2 separate regions of the Homo sapiens genome follow, and region 1 is linked to region 2. Evidence: chromatin loops called from intact Hi-C (ENCODE). Cell type or tissue: PC-9. All regions are shown on one strand.

Region 1 (8,000 bases), 260 kb before region 2:
CCCAATGGCCCAGCAATTCCAGTCCTAGGTATATACCCAAGATAATTGAAAACAGGGACTCAAACAAATCCTTGTTCACAAATGTTCTTACCAGCATTATTTATAATAGTCATAAGTTGAAAATAACCCAAATGTCCATCAGCAAATGAATGGATAAACAAATGGTGGTCTATTTGTGCAATGGAATATTATTCAGCCATGAAAAGGAATGAAGTACAGATTCGTGTTACAACAAGAATGAGCCTTGCAGACATTATGCTAAGAGAAAAAAGCCAGTCACAAAAGGCCACATATTGTATGATTCCATTTACCTAAAATATGCAGAACAGGTAAATTCATGAAAAGCAGAATGCAAATACTAGTGATTGCTGGAGGGGGAGATGAGGATTGACTGCTTAACGGGTGCAGGGGTTTATCTTGGAGTGCTGGGAATGTTTTGGAACTAGACAGTGGTGGTATTTGGACAACATTGTGGATGTGCCAAAGGCCACTTTAAAATGGTTAATACTGCGTTATGTGAATTTTATCTTAATTGTTTAAAATTTAAGTAAGATAAACCAATAAGACAGTTGGTGCATTTCTTCCCAGCCTCCTTCTTGGATGCACCGTGATGGACCAGAAGTGAGGTAGGCGGGCATCCTGAGCAAATGGACCCAGGTACTGAACCACCAGCAGCATGGTTCCAAGGAAGACAATGCTTCCTGGGGGCAGGAAGGTCCCTCCCTCAGGGTCTCTGTGGGATCCAAATATATGAGGGAGATAGAAGGGGAAAGACAAGGACACAGATAGATAGATAGAGGGACAAACATATAGAGACCTGGAGAGAGGGAGAGAGAAACAAAAAAAGAGAAGAAACAGAGAAATAGGAAGGAGGAGAGAAGAACAGGGGGTCTTAGATGAACTAAGCCAGCCAGGAGGACCACGGAGACTCTGATTACTTCCTGCTGGGCAATATTTGGGTAAGGAGCTAAGAAAAAGGCAGAAATTCACTTATTAATATTTTTCTCCTGGTGTCAAATCCATTCCACAGGCCAAGTGGAGGTCCAGCCTCAGGCCTTTATGTGGGACCTAGGGAAGGGAGGCCACCTCACTGGCTCCTGCTTGGGGAGTGGACACTTTCAAAGGGGCTTTCTAGGATGAATGGAGGGGCCAGGCATCCCATGTCGTGTGGGCCTGCACAAAGCCTTTCCTCTTCTGAGCCTCATCAGCCTCGTCTCTAATTACAGCAAATTGTGTTTTCCAAGTTTGCTGAACAAGAAGTGCAGAAAAATTCCCATCCCCTTGAAATGGGGCAGGTCTTTGCAATAGCATAGATGAATGAATACAGCAGAAAGGATGCAGCATGACTTCTGAGATGAGGTCAAGAAAGGTACTATGGCTTCCTCACGGCACACTCTCCTTGGAGAGCTGTGATTGGAACCCAGCTGCCATGTTGTGAGGAAGCCCAGACTACATGGAGAGGCTGTGCTCGAGCATTTCACCCAAAAGCCCCAGCAGGCATCAACTACCTATGTAAGCAAACAAGCTTCAGAAGTTTCCCACTCCCACCCTTAGAGCCATCTCAGTCTGACGCTACATGAAACAGAGACAACCTGACCCTGTTGAACCCTGCCCAACTCACAGATCCACGAGCAAAATTAACATTTTAGGTTGGGTGTGATGGCTCATACCTGTAATCCCAGCACTTCGGGAGGCTAAGTTGGGCAGATCACTTGAGCCCAGGAGGTGGAGACCAGCCTGGGCAACATGGCAAAACCCCATCTCCACTAAAAATACAAAAATTAGCCTGCATGGTGGCACATACCTGTAGTTCAGCTACTTGGGTGGCTGAGGTGAAGGTTGGATTGAGCCCAGGAGGTTCAAGACTGTGGTGGGTTGTGATTACACCATTGCATTCCAGCCTGGGTGACAGAGTGAGACCCTGTCTCAAAAAAATTTTTTTTTATTTAGTTAAATCATTAAAAATCACTTAAAAGTTTTTGTTATGCTGTTGTTGTATAGCCTCAGGCAACTGGATGGATAGGAAACCCTCAGTTGCAGCACTCATGGGCTGAATCGTGTCCCCCAAAAATTTATATGTTGAAGTTCTAAACTTCAGTAGCACAGAATGTTATCTTATTTGGGAATAGGATCTCTAAAGCGGTAATTAAGGTAAAATGATGTCATTGGGGTAGGTCTTGATCCAACACAACTGGTGTCCCTATCTGCAAAAGAGATTAGGACACTGACATGTACAGAAGGAAGATAACATGAAGACAGTGAGGAGAAGACGGCCATCTGCAAGCCAAGGAGAGGGGCCTTGAAAGAAACCAACTCTGCCCACACCTTGACATGGGCTTCTAGCTTCCAAGACTTGGGGAAAGAAATGCCTGTTGTTTAAGCCACTCAGTCTGTGGCACTATGATATGGCAGCCCTGGCAAACTAATACAATACAACTATTGGACCCACTTTCCAGATGAGAAACAAAGCTCTGAGAGTTAGTGCCTCCCCAGGCTCCACAGCTGGCAAGCCATGGAGTCGGCCTGGAACCTTCCTACCTCTCAGGGGTGGCCTCATGTCCTAAACCTGAATGTAGCTACAGTCTATCAGAAATGACCCCTCCAAACCCCCAGGCTGCTACCAGAGCAGACATTACTAATTCATCCCAGAGCACTCTCACTCAGCCCAGATGTGGCCTCAGTCTCTCTAATCGATTCCCATGCAGATGTGGCCTCAGTCTCTCTAATCAAGATTCCCATGGATGGGCCAGCAATGGCCAGAGGGACACTTTTCTGGGCACAGCTCAGTGGAGCCTGCCTAAGGCTGCCTTATTTGGGTCACTCTTTTTTTTGGGGAGGTGTGCATTCTGAGGCTCTACGGGGGTCATTATGGTGCAAAGATTACCCCAGATGGCACCTGTGGTTAACTTACTAGCACAACTGTTACATGGGGTCTATAAGATAGGAAGTCAGGACTCTGCATAGAGAGTCATCCTGGCTCACGTGACCCCCAGGGTAGGGCTGGGCCACAAAGGGGAAAATTACTGATAAATATTATCTTCAAAGAAACCCTCCTCCCCTACACAATGCTAAGCCATTGAAGTTTATCAAAACCACAGCGTTGGAGTCAAGTGATTCTCATGCCTCAGCCTCCCGGGTAGCTGAGACTGCAGGTGCACGCCACCACACCAGGCTAATTTTTGTATGTTTTTTAGTAGAGACGGAGTTTTCACCACGTTGGCCAGGCTGGTCTTGAACTCCTGAGCTCAAACAATCCGCCCTCCTTGGCCTCCCAAAGTGCTGGAATCGCAGGTGTGAGCCACTGTGCCTGGCTTTTTTTTTTTTTTTTTTTTTTTAAGCTCCCTGGTAATTTTCTCAGAGGCTGAGAACCCCTGATATAAACTTCACCGGAATCTGGGGCTGCAGAGGGGTTCCTGGGTTGGAGGGTTGCCATAGCTTCTTCTCCGTTTCTTGATGGGGCAAGCCTCCTCCTACTACAGGACCTTTGCGCAGGCTGGTCCTTCCACCTCCACAGTTTGCAGGCTCCCAATCCTCCCTTAGGCCTCAGCTTTAATACCTCCTCCTTCAGGCTGTCATTCCCTGATTACCTGCCTCCCTCCCTCTTCCCTCTCACTGTTCCCTCTTCATTCCCTTCCAATCTCTTGTAATGCTTCCTAAGTTTGCATTCCGGGGCATTTTTTGTTTGTTTGTTTACTGTATTTCTCCCCACTAAACAGTGAGCTCATGTGATCCATGACTATCTCTATGCCCTTCACCATTGGACCCCCAGGGCTGAGCACAGGGCTCAGCACATACTAGGTGCTCATTAAATATATAGTGAAATAATTTAATGGCAAAAACATGCATTCTCCTTCCTCTCTGAGCCTCACTGTGTTGTGAGGATTAAATGAGTTAATTGCTGTAAAGTGCTTAGAAAGTTCCACCTCGTGTTAATTAAATGAGCTGGCACTGAGCAAATGCTGAGCACATGGCCTGACCCACAGAACATTTTCATTGCTGGTGAATAATTACCATTATTATTATCACTGTCATTGTCATTGTTGGTATTATTTATCCTCTATTCAGCGCAGAGTAGGCGCTTAATAAAACTGTGAACTACCGAAGTGATGTAGCCTTGGACCAGCCACAGGGATGGAGGATGTGGCTGCTGGAGGAAGCCTCCAGGCCAGTCTGATGTGGTGAGGATAGCATGGCTCAGAGAGGGGAATGCACTGCCCCAACGTCACCCAGCAAGTCTAAGCGAGATCCAGCCCCAGAAATCTAGGCTTTCCTCTCTACTCATGGCCGCATGCCCTTGGGCATAGCTCTTCCCCTCTGGGCCCTTGTTACATCTGTGTAATGGGCCTGGGGTTGCAGCAGGGATAGGGAGGTTAGACACAGGTCGGTCCCCAGCCCCCAAGTTTGCCCCATGGTGACATGGGTGGCCACTTGGTGGCACTGTGGAGTCACCACCGACTGGCAGCCACCCGAGGAGCCCCAGTCCAGTGCAGCTTGGCCAGGAGACCTCAGAGGGTGCTCTGCGCTGACCTCCTTCCAGGTGGGGAAACTGAGGCCCAGAAAGGGGCAGCCATGCCTTTACCAAAGTCATGCAGCTAGTCTAAGAAGACTTTAAAAGGTAGTTTATTGAACACCTACTATGTGCCAAGTTTGCAACTGTATCATCCAGTTTCCACAACAACCCAAAGGCAGGAGATAGTCTTTCCATATTCCAGATGAGGAAACTGAGGCACCAAGAGCTTAAGTGGAAATATGGGAGCAATGACAATCATGACAGTAGTGGTTAATATTGAGTAAGTGCAACACATGTAAACAATGGCAATGAGTCAGGCCAGTCCCACAACCAATCCAAGACTTGGACACCAGTACTGACCCATTTTACAGAGATGGAAACTGAGGCTCAGAAAGATGAAACCATTTGCAGAGATCACACAGCCAGGAAGTATCTGCTGCCAGGACATGTCCCTGCCCAGAGGGAACCAGGCCTAATTCCTATCTACTCTCTCCCCAACATTCCAGCCTCAGCCTCAGGCAAGCTTGGGCCAGCATAGCCAGACCTAGGCCTCCAGGGATCAGGGAAGGCTCAGCCTCTTCTCAAAACCCACAGCCTGTCTAGACCAGGCTCCTTCCTGTGGGCTGCCATCAGGGGTCTGGGTGACCACTGGAATTTGGGGGCATGAAGGCGTCCCTGCTTCTCCCCACATCGCCCAATAGCCCCTGCTCCAGATGTGAGCAAGGGTTGCTGCCGTGAGTCCTGGGATGGTCTCCAGGTCTCTTAAGGAAGAAGAAGCAGAGCAGAGGCAAGGAGGGAGACGTGGGGTGGGGGATACAGAGCAAAAGTGACAGAGAGATCATGAAATAGACGGAGACGCAGCGTAGAGACAACGACAGGAAGAGAACAAGAGAGAGCGCCAGAAAAACAAATTAAATCAAAACCGAACAAAACAGAGAGGGAGCGACAGAGCCAGAAAGAAGGGAGTGAAGAGAGGTGCATATTGAGATGGAGACAGACAGACAGATGACGGGGATACAGACTGAGAGAGAGACAGAGACTGGGAGCCAGGAAATCGCAGAGACAGACAGGGACAAAGCGGCGGGGTGCCACAGAGACAGGGAGAGATGCGAGGAGGGGCAGAAGATGGAGACCCGGGGTGAGACAAGGACCAAGGGGCACGAGAGCAAATTCTGGGGTAGCAGACCAGGAGGTCAGGCAGAGACTCAGCAGAGAAGGAAAGGCCGGAGGAGGCTGAGAAGAGAAAAAATGATCAGAGAGAGAGAAGCAAAGAGGAAGGCGACAACATACAGAGGGCAGAGGAAGGGGAATAGAGGAGGGAGGAAGACCAGACAGTCAGAGGGTGGAGGCCAGGGCACGACGAGGGTAGCGGCGGGATCAGGGGTCCTCCCACCCCGTGGACCCTGAACTGGCCCCTGTCCACTGGGCAGCCAGGGTCTTCCACCCACCACCTGCCTCCATACCCCAGAGCTTTTCCCTCCCAGCAGGGGCCTGGCCAGGGTCCTGGAGGGCAAAGGTCAGGTGGGTGGACTCGCCGGAGCCCCCAGGAAGGCATCTTTCATTTCCGCCTGCTCAGCAGGCTCCAAGCACATCGTTTGCATAAAACAATATTCCTGTGGGGGATGCTAATGCGCCCTGCTATTTTTGCCTCTCCTGGATTGTGGTTTGCATACATTTGCATACCCTGGGAGAATTAAGCAGGAATCATGTAAATGAGCCCACCAGCTTGGAGGCGAAGGGGGACCTGGGCTCCCTGCCTCCCGACAGGCTGTGCTGGCCACATCCTTCCCCTGGGGTCACCCTGGCAGGACAGGTTAACATGGAAGGATCAGCTACATGTCTCTCCCAACCTAAGGCTGCTGTCCACTCCAGGTTTGGGGTAGCCAGAGGCAGTTTTCAAAAACCCAGATCTGAGCCTGTCACATCCTTCTTTAAACCTTCCATGGCTTTTGGAATCCTAGGATGGAGGCCAAACTCTCCCTCTCCCCCATAGCCACAAAGACCAACCCCTACCAGCCCCTCTAACCCACACTCTCTTCCTCCCCAGCCTCCACCCACAATGGAACTTCCTCCCGTCAGGGCTTCCCCTCACCACACTTCTGCAAACCACAGGGCCTTTGTACATGCTGTCCCCACTGGCTGCAATGTTTTTCCTTCTTTCTCTTCACTTCCTTACAGCTAACTCATCCTTCAGACTCCAGGCCAAGTACCATTTCCATAGGGACGCCCTTCCTGTCATCTCTGACCTTATCCCTCCATGAAGTACCCTGTTAGGTAGCTGGAATTATTATCAATGCAATAACTTCCTTTGTGCCTGACTCCTCCATGAGACTGTGAGAGCCACTGCCCCCGACACAATACCTAGCGGTGCCGCCAGGTGTTCCTGGCCTTAGTTTAGGTTCCCAATTAATATTTGTTAAATGAAGGTGGCAGACCTGCAAATTTAGCCTCGAACCTGGAGTCCTCAGGAGCCCAGCCCCCAACTCCAGTGGTACACAAGAAGTTTTTAAAAATATATTAATTGAGAACCTACAGCGTGCCAAGCACTGGGTAAAGTATTTGACATATACTGTCTTGGGGACGCCTCTACATCTCTACAAGGGAGGTGTGGAAATTGTGTGCATGTTACGGAAAGTAGGGCCTCTGGGAAGGAAGGCCACCAGGTTCAGGTCACACAGCATGCCTGTGGCAGAGCTAGCAGTCCACCCCAGATTCGTGTGCCCTAGAGGCCTTAGCCCGATCGCTGCACATTTTCCCCTGACCTTCTGGGTGACACGCACCCAGCACACACCTAAGTGGTCTCATGAAAAGGTTGCATGGATTTACACAAGCACATGCAGACTCACGAGAGAATTTGAGTTCACCAGAGCGCACACAGCTGTTGCCTGGCCTATTCGTAACTACCTCATACCCACTATGGAAGTCTATGCCTCACACCTGTGTGCTCCCATACTGACCTACATAGACTCGTGAGCGCACACACACACACACACACACACATACATCCCTCCAGGCCTGCACAGACCTTCACTTAGCCATTCAGCAAACACTTCGTGCAGAACCACGGCATCTAGACTCTGTGTCAAGAGCTGGGGGTATCAGGAAAATGGCATAGATTGACTGGATCTTGCTGGCCAACTTGGGGCTTCCTTTCTGCTGACTTCCCCTGAGGGTGCGTATCTGATCCACACACATTCGAATATCCGTTCACACTGCGCAGGCTCTATTGACACAGGAATGCATAGTTCACAGGGTGCAAAGGCGTGGAGATACACTGTCACACAAGCAAACGCACGGCCTTCTGCAAGCCCGCAAGAAGCGACCACAAGGGAGTAGAGGCTGACTGATCCATCACCATCATTTTCAAGGGCAAACAACTCGACCAGGGTAATTCAGGAAGTCATTGTCTGCTACAGACCTAGACAGAGCTTGAGCAGCCACAGAGCTAAAAAGCCCATAAGTTTGACCCAGATAGGCCTAGGCTCTGATT
Region 2 (8,000 bases):
GACCACATAGGTAGACCCCATCTCTACAAAAAATTAAAGAAAAAGTAGCCAGGCTTGGTGGCACACATCTGTAATACCAGCTACTCAGGAAGCTGAGGTGGGAGGATCACTTGAGCCCGAGAGTTTGGGGCTGCAGTGAGCTATGATTGCACCACTGAGCTCCAGCCTGAGTGACAAAATGAAATCCTGTCTCTTAAAAAAAAAAAAAAAAAGAATCTCCATAATAACCCTTTCATTTTTTGTTGTTGTTGTTGTTGCTTCAATGGATATGCAAAATTTTAGCAAACTGTTCTGCTACTTATGTGTGAGAAAGCCTATTTCCCCACACCATCACCAATACTGGGCATTATGATTTGTATCAGTCAGCTATTGCTGTGTAACAAACCATTACCAAACTCAATGGCTTAAAATAGTAAGCATTTATTATTGCTCATGCATCCACAGGTCAGTCAGCTGGTTCTTCTGATCTCAATCAGCCTACTTGTGCATCACTGGCTGATTTTGCTGATTATTACCGGGCTCTCTCAAATGTCCAGAGCTTGGCTCTACTCCACATGGTCTCTCCTCCTCCCCCAAGCTAGCCCAGGCTTGTTCCATGGCAGCAGCAGAATTTCAGGTTAGCAAATCGAAGCTGCAAGTCCCTTATGGCCGAGGTTCAGAACAGGTACAGAATCACATCATCACATCCACCACATTCTATTGGCCAAAACATGTCACATGACTGAGGCTTGATTCAAGGAGTGGGAAACAGACTCTATCTCTTGATGGGAGGAACTGCAAAGCCACATTGCAAAGGATACAGATACAGAGAAGGGAGGCAAATTAAGAACATTTTTGCAAACAATCACGTAATTTTTTAATTTTTAATTTTTTAATTCTATTTTTAAAGTTTTTACCAATTTTCTAACTTCAGAAAATGTTTTAATGTATATTATTGGATTATACCCTGCTTTCCTTCCCTCTGTTTATTGGCCACTCATCAATTGACTCTTTGCACCCGAACACTAATCTTTATATACACCCTGGCCCACACTCCGCCTGGAATTCCAGTCCATGCTCCTTCTGGAAGCCAGCCGTCACCCCCACGCTTCAGCTCCTCCTTCGCATAATGAATAGCCCAGGAGCCTGCAGGAGAGAGAGCCATGGCCGACCACCACCAGCACTTCCCCCGGGCAAGCCCCATGATGACACCATCCATCACTGCCACCCTCGGTGGCTGTGCGCCCCAGGCCCGGCCAAGGAGGAGAGAAAACACTGCCCACAGCTCAGTGGAGCCCTTAATGATTACGTCAAGTGGCAAGCCATTTATTAGTCTCCTTAGCGGCCAAAAAAAATAAGGCCTGAGAAGCCAGAAAGCACATCAGGGGACTGTGGTTTTATTTTTTATAACCGCTTCAAGCCTCAGACACCAAGGGGAATATGGGTCAGGAAGGGAGGCAAGGCTTGGGGGCTGGGGAAACAGGAGTTCTGAACCAGTCTCTGCAGAGGGACTGTGGGCACAGAGAGTTTGCACGGCCCATCCAAGGTCACACAGCTCCCAGGCCGGCGTCCTCCCTCAGGGTCATGGTGTGCCTTCCACTGCACCTGTGTTAACAGCTCCTGCATTTTACCATCAATTGCTTCGAACCCTTCTCTGGAGATTGGTGAATAACAATTAGACATGAGCAAGCATTGGAAGGGGGTGCAGAATATAGGGGGTTCTGGAATTGGAGTGAGAATACCAGGATATTTCACTTCTCTGAGCTTCAGCTTTCTCCTCTGCAGAATGGGCATGAATCAGGGCCAACTTTACGGCCATGAGATCTCTGCAGTTGCACAGAGCCCGGCGCTCAGAAAGGCTCCAAGCTGGGTTTATGTTTTGCTGTTACCGTCTTGAAATTCTTTGTGTGTGTGTGTGTGTGTGTGTGTGTGTGTGTGTGTGTGTGTGTGGCAGAGTCTTCCTCTGTTGCCCAAGCTAGAGTACAGTGGCGTGATCTCGGCTCACTGCAACTTCTGCCTCGCAGGTTCAAGTGATTCTCCTGCCTCAGCCTCCCAAGTAGCTGGGATTACAGGCATGCGCCACCACACCCAGCTAATTTTTGTATTTTTAGTAGAGACAAGGTTTCGCCATGTTGGCCAGGCTGGTCTTGAACTCCTGACCTCATGTGATCTGCCCACCTCAGCCTCCCAAAGTGCTGGGTTTACAGATGTGAGCCATCATGCCCGGCCACCATCTTGAAATTCTTAATTTCTGCACCTATCTATGTTTTGTAAGTGAAGCCCAGTGGGGCAGTGAAGCATGCAGGTGAGCAGAAGAGACTCACGGAAGAAGGGCAAACATTTCCTATTTTAGTACCTTTACTGTACATTTTTCCTGCCTTTTAAACAAGGAGGACTGCAGTTTTGTTTCACACGGCAGCCTGCAAATTTTGTTGCCACCCTAAGCATGATGATACCTCCTGGGCCAGGCTGGGCACCTCAGAGACTCTCAGAGAGTGGCTGGCCCCACCAGTCAGGGGCTCCATCTCTCCCTTTGTAGGTTCCTCTCCTCCACTGGAACCCGGGACGGTTCTCCTGGATGACACCCCTCCTCTTCCTGCCACATTTAGACAGGTTCCAAGCCCCTCCTTTCCACCTCCTTCTCGTCCCTGCCTCCATTTCTGCTCTAGTTTCATCGCCCCAGTATTGCTCACCTAGAATTCCTGCCTCCTGCCAGAACCTCCCAGCCTTTACCCTGCCCTGCCCCCACCCACTCTCTTTACAAGGCTAAGCCCTGGTTCCCCAAGCTTCCACATGGGGCCACAACACCCCACTCTGGGCTCTAGACATTCCCTACCAACCACTGGCTGGTGGTTCCCATGTTCCACATGTCCTTCATTCCCCATGCCTTCCTAACAGCTCCTGTTTATTGAGCACCTACTGTGTGCCAGGACCCATGCTAAGCATCTTGCATGAATGAACTCATTTCATCCTCATAAGACCCCTATGACATAAACACTGTGAATATCTTCAACTTACAGGTGAGGAAACAGAGGCACAGAGTAGTTGATTCACTTGCTCTAAGTCACACAGCAAGTGCCAGAGAGGGCTTGGATCCCAGCAGACTGGTACCCACACCCTTAACCATCACAGAACTTCTCCTCTGTACCTTTGTCCAAGTCAGTGCTTTCTCTAGGTATGTTCTTCCCTGATGGACTTAGTCCACTCTTCAGAGTCCAGAAATATTTGCCAAGTCAGTGAGTGACCAGATGATTTTGTCCCTCGCTTGCTGTGCAGCTTTGAGTGGGTCACTTCCCCTCTCTGGGCTTCCATTTCCTCTTGCATCCAAAGAGAGTGAGCTGAGACCCACTCAGTAGGCAAAGTGAGGCCTCAGACCCACTGGGATTGGCTGCAGCTGCTGTGAGACAGTGAGACAGAGGGAGCCGCCCCATGGGGCCCAGGTTATATCTGGGCCATGACTAAGCGTGCCCAGCCCTAGACCATCTGTCTGTCCACATCCGTCACTGTGAGGAGGGGCCAGGGGGCCACGTCCCTTAGCTCCAGACCCACATGACACCTCCTCTCAAAAGGGCAGAGCCCGGCCTGGAGCTGGGTGGCACATGATGCCTACTCCTCCTGCACTCAACCGCCTCACCCCTGCACTGCAGGACTCACACCCTTCCTTCCTGGGCAGAAACAGCCCAGAGGAGCCTGGGCTGATCCCAGCGCACCCTCGGCCATGACCTTGGGAAAATCCTCTGTGCAGCCAGCAAGCAGATAGCCATTGTCCCACTAATCCGAATAACCGATGCCAGGCTCTGTGCAGATCATCTCCTTGAACTTGCCCATCCCCTCCTCCAGGCAGTCTGCCCAGATAGCTGCTGCCTCAGGCTGATTTAGGGACCTTCTATGGGCTCCTCCACGGCCTGTGCACGTGAGGGGAGTCCTCATATTAGATCCGTTTTACAGAGGGGCAAACTGAGACATGGAGAGGATCAGGACTAGCCCAAGATCACACAGCCCCAGGTGGTAGCCGCCTGGCCCCAGAGGCTGTGGGTTTAAATCATTGAGCATTCCTGCCTACCTGTGCCAGGCACCGAGGGGCATGGGGACAGTAGTGACCAAGGGCAAACTCAACGCCCACCCTGGTGAGGCTTCCATGAGCAAGTGCATACATTCAAGGGACCACCTGTCATTCTTGCTTGCCACATCAAAGGGCGCAGCCTGGGATCCCAGCCTCGTTCTGCCCCACCCCCTCAATGCTTGGCAAACACCCGACTGCATCACTCCTTCCAAGGTCAAGCTGTGTGGACCTTGGGCAAGTCACTTGACCTCTCTGGGCTGTCTTTTTCTTAGTCATCAATATGCCTTGCAAGTCAAATCAACCATATGACTTACTTGGCTGGAACCTCCAAACTATCCATAGAGGTTGACAGATGATCCCCATCATCCAAATGAGGAAACTGAGGCTCAGAGAGGAGGGAGCTGCTTGCCCAAAGTCAGGAAGTGCCTTAAGGGGATGGCAGAGGATGTGGGTGTCCACGGGGGCATAGGTGCTTCCTGCCCAGAGCCAGGGGGTTGGGATCAGCCAGGAGGTGATGGTAACCCCTCCCCTTCCCCAGCCTGCTTCTTTCTGCCCCTTCCCCACCTTCCCCCTTCCCCCTTCCCCCTCCTGAGGTCTCCAAACAAAGCTGCCTTTATCTGGACTGTAGCTGCATTCCTCAGTGACACATGAGGACAAAGGCGGGGGCCACCGGCAGCGACAGGAAAGCCCTACCGCCCCAAGCCAGTTTACAGCCTTCCCACGCCCCGCCCCCACCCGCAGGGCCTCCCCGGGGCCTCCAGGCCTGGCCCGGGGGAGCTCTGGGAGGAAGTTTTCCCCAGGACCCTGCCTCTCTTGCCCCACCGGAGCCTGGCTGTTTGTCCTGGGGAGGAGGCTGAGCTTCTGCAGCCTGGATCCAACCCCAGCTCCGCCCTGGGCCCCATACACACTGCGGGGCCTAGGTGAGTCTCTGAATCTCCAGGCCTCTGCTTCCTGGTCTGTAAAACAGGAGTGGATTTCCGGAGGGGCTTAGTGAGATCATGCAGGAGGCAGCTGGGCACATCGAGAAGGCCACCATGATTGTTGATGGTGGTAGTCTTATTGGTTTTCCATTTCCAGCCATTTTTGAGCCCCTTTCAGTTCCTGAGAGTGCTGCTGTCACCCCAGAGGATTGCACATGCTGTTCCCTCTGCCGGGAACACTTACCATCCCTTGCTTCCTCCCCTGGCTAACTCCTGCAGGTGTCTTCCTAAACATCCCCTCCTCCAGGCAGCCTGCCCAGATAGCTGCTGCCTCGAGCTGATTTAGGACCTTCTATGGGCTCCTCCATGGCCTGTGCATCTCCATCACACAATATCTTGAGTGAACACTGCCTGGGGATCACAGACAGTGACCAGGAGAGATGGGGAGGAGAAACAAAGGAAGTGGGGCTGGGCACCTACTGTGTGCCAGACCTGTGCTAAGCATTTCTCTCTCATCCAGGGTGTTGGGAACCCTCCCAACAACCCTCCAAAGCCAGCTTTATCATTCCATTTAAAACATAAGGAAGCTGAGGCATACGCCTGAGACTCAAGCCTAGGTCTGTTAAATTTCAGAGCCTGGACTGAACACTGCCTGCTGATAGCGGTCACCCCACCAGGCTCAAAGCCCCTTAAGGGCAAAACCAGGGTGGTTTTGTTCTCTGCTGTATACTCATTGCCTGGCACTGGGCCTGGCCTCGCTCACCCATTGCTGATGGGATGGGTTGGTGGGTGAAGTAGCAAGTGGGTGTACAGGGCCCTTTTTTTTTTCTCTTGCTAGACCAGGGAGGGAAGGAGGAAGGAAGGGAGGAAGGAAGGGAGGGAGGAAGGAAGGGAGGGAAGAAGAAAGAAAGGGAGGGAGCAGGGAGGGAGGAAGGAAGGAAGGAGGGAGGGAAGGAAGGGAGGAAGGAAGAAAGACAGGAGGAAGGGAGAGAGGAAGGGAGGGAGGGAGAGAAAGAGGGAAGGAAGGGAGGGAGGGAAGGAAGGGGAGGGGAGGGGGGAGGGGAGGGGGAGGGGAGTGGGGGTGGGTTAGGCGAGAGAAGAAGGGGCCGGGCATGGTGGCTCATGCCTGTAATCCCAGCACTTTGGGAGGCCGAGGTGGGCGGATCACGAGGTCAGGAGATCCAGACCATCCTGGCTAACAGTCTCTACTAAAAATACAAAAAATTAGCTGGGCGTGGTGGCGGGCACCTGTAGTCCCAGCTACTCGGGAGGCTGAGGCAGGAGGATGGCGTGAACTCGGGAGGCAGAGCTTGCAGTGAGCCGAGATCGCACCACTGCACCCCAGCCTGGGCAACAGAGCGAGACTCCGACTCAAAAAAAAAAAGAAATAGGGGTCTCTGAAGCCAGAGCTGGCCCCCTAATCCCACGTCATCTAGGAGTGGAGGCTGGGGCTGCAAGAACAGGATAAGGCCTTAGAGGTTCAAAAAAATAAGAAATGCAGTAGCCTCTCCCCTCCCCCACCCCACCCTGGCCCAGCTCTCCCAGAAGAATGAGCACCATTCTGACAGCCAGGGCCTCCAAACCAGATCTGCACAGTTTGGTGTCCAGATATCGCTAATGACCCACTCATCTCATTTCCATGTTTGTCCCTGGAGCACCTACTGTGAACCAGGCAGGATAGAAAGCACACAGAAAGGGGAAACTGAGTCCAGTTCTCCCAAGAGGTCACAACCTGGATCCACAGCACGAGAAAGTGTTCTTGAGATGATCTGGCCAGACCAGAGAAGGCCAGATATTTGCCCAACATTGCACAGCAAGGTCCAGAAAAGTGAGAATTGGGACCCAGGGTTCTAGTGCTCCTGGCCCAGTGCTCCCCTCTCTATAGAACATGTCCAGGGGGTAGTAGAAGGCCAGGTGACAGTGACCAGGAGAGATGAGGAGAAGGAGAAAGAAAGGAAGTGGGGCTGAGCACCTACTGTGTGCCAGACCTGTGCTAAGCATTTCTCTCTCATCCAGGGTGTTGGGAACCCTCTCAACCACCCTCCAAAGCCAGCTTTATCATTCCATTTAAAACATAAGGACGCTGAGGCATGCGCCTGAGACTCAAGCCTAGGTCCGTTAAATTCCAGAGCCGGGTCTTCTGACAAGCAGAGGTTGTCCTATGGATTTGTTCATATAGGCCCAGACCCAAGACTGCTAGGCTCTAGTTCATGGGAGGTGCAAAATTAATGTCAAAGGAAACAGTTTCTGGCCGGACACAGTGGCTTGCGCCTATAATCTCCGTGCTTTCAGAGGCCAAGGTGGGAGAATCGCTTGAGCCCAGGAGTTTGAGACCAGTCTGGGCCACATGGCGAAACCTCATCTCTACAAAAAAATTTTTTTTAATTAGACAGGCATGGTGGCACACGCCTATAGTCTCAGCTATTCGGGAGGCTGAGGCAGGAGGATCGCTTGAGCCCAGCAGCTGGAGGCTCATGAGCTAGGATCGCACCACTGCACACTCCAGTCTCGCTCTGTCACTCCAGCTAGGTGAGAGAGCGAGACCCCCACTCCCAAAAAAATAAATAAATAAAGGAAGAGAAGGGAGGAAGGAAAGATTCCTTCCCTGAAGCTGTTCTCAATGTCAAGGTGGGTGAAAATATCTTCAAACACCCAAACAATTCTAGTGTCACCTAGATGCAGGAAGCCTGAGAGTCCTCCTAGGATTCAGTGTCCATTCTTGAGTGTGAGAGGCTGCACCTGGGCCACCACACCCAGCCTAGGCACCCAGGTCCCTCTGTCCCTTCAGCACCCAGGGACGGTCCCCAGCCTGGCTCCAGCTTAGAGGGGTGGCTCCAGGGAGGCTGGTGTCCTTTCAGCTGGACATAAACGCTGTGTCTAAAAACAAACGACTTCTAGGGCAGAGGGCAGGGAAGTGGTTCCAGCAGGGTGTTTGGGCAGCACGCCGGCCATTCAATCAGACCCACGGGGCTGTGAGGGGAGCGGCAGAGAATCAATCATGGGCCGTGTGTGTTTGCAAAAGGACGTGTGTGGCAGTG

What was found. Hi-C counts contacts between places; a loop is a spot of excess contacts. Peaks named below come from ENCODE experiments on the same cell type or tissue, not always from the same donor. Only the 100,000 strongest peaks of a DNase experiment are listed, where the experiment ranks them.
Region 1: it touches region 2 in a loop (7-fold over the local background); 3 of 110 quality-filtered maps call a loop at or near these places.

What each region holds. Positions count from the first base shown.
Region 1 is chr22:27,401,659-27,409,658 of GRCh38, forward strand. No RefSeq gene overlaps it. Among named protein-coding and RNA genes, the nearest start is that of LINC02554, 95 kb to the left of the region's middle. RefSeq lists an enhancer at 6,006-6,558. In PC-9, CTCF peaks have their summits at 4,398 (motif pointing right) and 4,599; no DNase peak of the experiment used is centred here.
Region 2 is chr22:27,666,116-27,674,115 of GRCh38, forward strand. No RefSeq gene overlaps it. Among named protein-coding and RNA genes, the nearest start is that of CPMER, 45 kb to the right of the region's middle. RefSeq lists enhancers at 1,341-1,840, 3,217-3,511, 3,317-3,611. In PC-9, no CTCF peak of the experiment used is centred here; DNase peaks (open chromatin) are centred at 3,476, 4,286 and 4,746; H3K4me3 peaks cover 540 bases; H3K27ac peaks cover 3,415 bases.